2 separate regions of the Homo sapiens genome follow, and region 1 is linked to region 2. Evidence: read pairs that join two places in POLR2A ChIA-PET (ENCODE). Cell type or tissue: OCI-LY7. All regions are shown on one strand. Links, peaks and the distances in the headings refer to the core of each region. The heading gives the core; the rest is flanking DNA. Region 1 overlaps SMARCC1 (SWI/SNF related BAF chromatin remodeling complex subunit C1). Region 2 overlaps MAP4 (microtubule associated protein 4).

Region 1 (2,815 bases), core at 88-2,587, 350 kb after region 2:
ACATGCACCACCACACCCAGCTAATTTTTTAATTTTTAGTAGAGACAGGGTTTTTGCTGTGTTGGCCGGGCTGGTCTCGAACTCCTGATCTCATGTGATCTGCCCACCTAGGCCTCCCAAAAGTGCTGAGATTACAGGCGTGAGCCACCACGGCTGACCAATGACCTGCAGTTTTAAAAGGAAATATTTTGGTATTATTTTATTGAATAACACTTAAGGACCCCCTTTCCACCTACCGCTCCCCCCACCAAGTTCCTGCATAAATCTCAAAAAAAAAAAAATACCAGAAACATTTTCTTTCAAACCAGCTGAGTTCTAGGAGTCATATTCTCATAAAAATAGACCAGAAATTGATAACATTATTATCTTCAAAGGAAGAGTTACTGATGTATAGCTGACAGAAGTGAGGGGGAGACTTACTTTTTATTTTATACCTCTTTGTAACTTTTCAGTTTATATCGTGCGCATAAATTTTTTTGTTCAAAAATATAAATTGTATAACATTGTACAATGATAATGCCTTAAATTACATAATATTTATTTAAAGTTTTGGTGTCATTGATGTAGCTCATTGTAGTTTAGGGTGGCAGACATGATCATTAATAGCTATAAAACCTCATTGTCACCTCTTGTCTACATTTCTGAATCTTTTTGCAAATGGGTCTCCATATTTGTAAAACTACAGTTTTTGTTTTCAACTGTAAATGAATGAAAAATTAGGCTTTCGTCTAAGTGTTAGGTCTCAGCATAGTTCCCAAAAGCCTGTATTAAGTTGCATGGTTGCTCCTAGGTTCTCTGGGAAACCTAAGATCATTAAGAGATCAGTAAAATAGCCACTCCATGCTATTTCTTAAGACCTTGGTAAGATGCGTGCTGTGACACACACAGCTGTGGCTTGTCACAGCTACTCAGTTGGCTTAGGCAGAAGGATCACTTGAGCCCAGGAGTTGGAGGCCAGCCTGGGCAACATAGGTTTTTTTTTTTTTTTTATGAAGAACCCTGCTTCTTTAAAAAAAAAAAAAAAAAAAAAAGCCTTGTGTAGAAGCAAGATAAACACATAAATTCAGCAGACATAATAAAAGTGAATGAAAAATGGTGCTGGGAGTTTGCTGGGAAAGTTCTTGGATGACGTCTATAGAGGGTGGGATTGATTACTAGCTAGTAGTTAGGGTCTTAAGCAGATATAAGTAATGTGGCATCTTCCTGTTTGTGCTGTTGAGTTGGCAGGAAGCATTCACCATCAGTCTTGTGGCAAAGGAGTGAGTCTTCCAGAGTACCTTTCTGTTTAGTACTGTATTTATTTTTCCAGCTATGGACTTGGACCTGGAATTACAGATCAAATATTGTTTTCCCCTTTGTTTCCACACATGAGGTCTGCTCACCAAAGAGAAGGGAGAGGCTTTGTATAAGAGTGTCAGGTGCTGTCCTCAGCAGCCTGCCTGCCTGCCCACCCCTAGAAAAGTTTTAGGGAGGAAAGGATAGTGAGGGGACAGACCGAGTGCCAGGATGGGGTGGTAGGTGGCAAAGTACCTCCTGTCCTCATCTTTGGCCCATCAGGGTCCTGGTTTGCCCTCTCCTTCTTGATAGCCCTTTTGAAGGTAGTAGTTTACCACATGAGGCATTTCCTTTAATCTTTTAAGGGTTGATTTATCTCTATAAGGACCAGAAATTCAGAGACAGTTATTTTAGATTGTACGTTACAAAGGAGACATATAGGGTACCATTGTAAATTATATAATCTCTACTTTGAATATTGTCAGCATTTTCTTAATGTTCTTTAAGCAAATGTTTACCTAAATAGCTTGAATGATCTTGTACCCTTAGCACCTGGCTGCAGTGGAAGAAAGAAAGATCAAGTCCCTGGTAGCTCTCTTGGTTGAGACACAAATGAAGAAACTAGAGATCAAACTTCGACATTTTGAAGAGCTGGAAACTATCATGGACAGAGAGAAAGAAGCTGTAAGTATTTGGAATTTTTTAGTGGCTTTTTCACAATTAAACCTTGGTCACTTTTCACAAAACAAGTTAGATAAAATAAATGGTAGCCTGTTCTCTTGGTCTCCATGGCTAACTTCTGTCCTTTTTTCTGTGTTTGATTTGCCCTTTCAAAAGGATTGTTAGCCAGTGATGTTAAATAAAAGGCACTCTGTTAACTCTCTAAAGTGAATTATCTAAATCTCAGCTTCTTGTGCGTGTTGGCTGTGAAGATACATGATGATATTAAATTCTTCACTCTACAAAACTTAGATCTTAGAGTTATTTCATTACCTACTTGTTACCAATAAAGTAGAAACTGTATAACTCTATTATCTGAGTCAGGGATTTTCTTTCTTTTTTTTTTTTTTTTAAAGTTTTAATTTTTATTTTAGATTCAGAGGTACTTGTGCAGGTTTGTTACATGGATATATTGTATGATGCTTAGGTTTAAGCTTCTATTGAAGCTGTCACCCAAATAGTTAACATAGTACCAATATGTAGCTTTTCAGTCTTTCACCCTTTTCTCCTCTTCCCCTTTTGGAGTCACCAGTGTCTATTGTTTCCATGTTTATGTCTGTGTATACACAGTGTTTAGCTCCCACTTAAAACTGAGAACATGTGGCATTTTTTGCTTCCGGGTTAATTCACTTAGAATAATGGCCTCCAGCTGCATCTATGGTGGTGCAAGGGACATAATTTCATTCTTTTTTTTATTGCTGTGTAGTATTTCATAGTATATATGTACCACATTTTCTTTATCCAGTCCACTATTGATGGGCACCTAGTTTGATTTCATGTCTTCGCTATTGCGAATGGAGCTGCAATAAACATGCATGTG
Region 2 (2,815 bases), core at 254-2,753:
GTTTAAATTTTGAACAGTTTTTAATTGCTTTAACCTAATGCTACAAAGAGTGAGAAAAACTCCATTAATAAGACAGTGGTTGGATCTGTTTTTCATTTTTCTGTCTGTCACAATGGGTAATTATTTGTCATTGTTGCAGATACTCCATCTTCTAAACCAACACTCCTAGCCAATGGTGGTCATGGAGTAGAAGGGAGCGATACTACAGGTAAGTGATTCCCAGGATTCCCCAAATGTGTAGGTGATGCACTTACAATGAACACCTTGATAATCTCCTTTGAAGAGCATTATTAATGGAAGCATATGAATTATTTCTGAGGGTGGTAGTGTTCTTGTTGGAGGTATTTAAACCCAGGACATTGCCATGTAAAATCTCCAACAATGGAAGGAGAATAATGAGTTTGCTTTGATATTTTTTGAATATTTATTGGAGCTGTACCACACAAGAACTGGATCAACCTTAAAATACTTTTGTAGATGCAGAATAATGATCACCAAAATATGTTACATGGGAGGAATTTGGCCACTACAACTCTTAAAACAGCAGGTCTGTTCCCTGAATCACATTGCGTTTAGCTTTCTACAGTTCAATGTTAGGAAGCCAGTGAACAACAAATTAGGAGTTATTTATTTTGCCCCCAGTGTGTTTCCTTTATCTTTCCCTTAACTGTTGCTTTTGAAATTTACTTCTAATTAAACTCTTAGCTCTTTACTAGGGTTTTGATATTCTTTCAGTTAGCATTGAGTTTCTGTGGGTTCCTGTCTCATAACCAGCACCAACCCCCTGCCCCAATGTCTTTGTAGTGAGCAAAATTCTCAAAGCAGTAGCAGGAGTCCCAGGGATATACTATATAAATATTTTCTTAAGTAGCTGATGTGAGAGTTGCGTGTTTTATTTTCATAAATACCTGCATTTACTTTGCAGTTGTGATCAGGCCAACACTGCTAACCCAAATGAGTTGACTTCTAATGATCAATCCCATTGTTTCCTGCAAGTGTGCTCTTAACTGGGCCATACATTTGATTCATATTATTGCAGTGGAGGTAGTTACTAGATTTGTCATATTTCTGTATTTCTCTTATATGCATACCTCAGCTATGAGAAGCCCTTCTGTGAGGCACCACAGTATTTCTCTTTTTCTAAGGCTTCCAGAAAGCCTTCTGTTAGCAATAGCAGCTATTCTAGGATTTATTCTTTATTCTATGACCATAGGAAAGTTGTATATATCTTTATACATCAGATTTTTTGATGACCAAGTTCTTTTTGTTGTGAATGTTTACCAAGTGACATATACATCCTTATTAGCAACTTAATAAATTAGGAACTCTTTACTTTAGAAGCTAGAAACAACCAGAAATGCCACTTTATCTTCCAGTTTTGTGAATTGATGTTTTTGTATTTCTTTGATAATCTCAGTCAAATGTAGTATTGACTTTCTGTGTCTGCTTTGAAAGCAGTCATCTATGTGATGTGGTTTTTAAGAAAACATTTATGCAAATATCCCTGTGATTAAAGGAGAAGTTTGAACATGAACTTTTAAAAAATGAGTAAATTCAGCTTTCTTTAAGCAGGAACCAGTTAACCAGGGTAAGGAAAGGCTGGAGGGGATTGACTTGATTAGGCAGTTGAAAGAGTGGATGCCATTTTCATCCAGGAAGGAAACAACTACAAAAACGAGTAGATTTCTTCTCCAGTAGGAAGTCATGCCTGACCAGAAGAGACTCAAACTCTGTGTAGCAGGTGCTTACCGCTGCCAGGCCTTAGTAGTACAGAATAGAAGGGTAAAAACTGTATCCTGGCCCTCACTGTTTCAGGATTCCCTTGTGACAAAAAAGAACCTGGCTCTTTATGAACTACCCAGTGGCATTATGAGAGTAGGTCGTTCTGTTCTTGGATACCTCTCTGCCCTTAGGTAGCATATAGTTTGCACACCTGGATTGAGTTTTGAATTGAACCACTTAACTGTATTAAAATAGATACTAGGCCGGGCGCGGTGGCTCACGCCTGTAATCCCAGCACTTTGGGAGACCGAGGCGGGCGGATCACCTGAGGTTGGGAGTTTGAGACCAGCCTAGCCAATATGGTGAAACCCCATCTCTGCTAAAAATACAAAAATTAGCTGGACGTGGTGGCACGTGCCTGTAGTCCCAGCTACTTGGGAGGCTGAGGCAGAAGAATCGCTTGAACCCAGGAGGCGGAGGTTTCAGTGAGCCGAGATCGCACCACTGCACTCCAGCCTGGTCAACAGAGCAAGACTCCGTCTCAAAAAAAAAAAAAAAGATACTTTACTGAAAATATGCATGTTTTATTTGGGGAGGGAAGGTGGAGGGAGGGGATGGCAGTGCATGTTTTTGGAGCATGTGGTGACTTCATTCTAATTTGGCCATCACTACCTGGAGCATCTAACTCAATGCCATTTTGAAAATTCCCATTTCTGTTTCCTTCAGAATGTTATCTATAGTCCCGAGAGCAAACCAGCTTCATTAATAGCTTTGGTTTATGAGCATCTTGTGATATTGAACTTGCTGTTTACTAATGACCTGTGCTTTTCCACCCTTTTCTTCCCCTTCCTACTTCTTCCTCCCTCTCTATTTTTCTCCTCCTAGAAGCCTAGCGTGTCTCTCAACACTGGGGCTGCTGCAACACCAGACCAGTGATCTTTCCTAAGCATCGTTATACTTCTAAAACCTTCAGCATTTTGCAGAGCTTTGCTTTTCATTCCTGGACATGATGTAGAAGAAACTGAGGGTAGTTCTTCGGGGCCTATTTCTGCTGATGCCTGAGCAAACAACCTGCTTCCTCTTGTGCTCTGCA

What was found. ChIA-PET counts read pairs that join two places held together with the same protein. Peaks named below come from ENCODE experiments on the same cell type or tissue, not always from the same donor. Only the 100,000 strongest peaks of a DNase experiment are listed, where the experiment ranks them.
Region 1: POLR2A ChIA-PET joins it to region 2 with 8 read pairs; 2 of 35 experiments call an interaction of 5 or more read pairs at or near these places.

What each region holds. Positions count from the first base shown.
Region 1 is chr3:47,621,351-47,624,165 of GRCh38, reverse strand. It overlaps SMARCC1 (SWI/SNF related BAF chromatin remodeling complex subunit C1), which reads left to right. Exons shown (of 28, transcript NM_003074.4): 25 at 1,825-1,959. Among named protein-coding and RNA genes, the nearest start is that of SNORD146, 39 kb to the left of the region's middle. In OCI-LY7, for the core only: no CTCF peak of the experiment used is centred there; no DNase peak of the experiment used is centred there.
Region 2 is chr3:47,975,258-47,978,072 of GRCh38, reverse strand. It overlaps MAP4 (microtubule associated protein 4), which reads left to right. Exons shown (of 21, transcript NM_001385682.1): 3 at 140-208. Among named protein-coding and RNA genes, the nearest start is that of MAP4, 40 kb to the left of the region's middle. In OCI-LY7, for the core only: no CTCF peak of the experiment used is centred there; a DNase peak (open chromatin) is centred at 1,722; H3K4me3 peaks cover 849 bases; H3K27ac peaks cover 1,084 bases.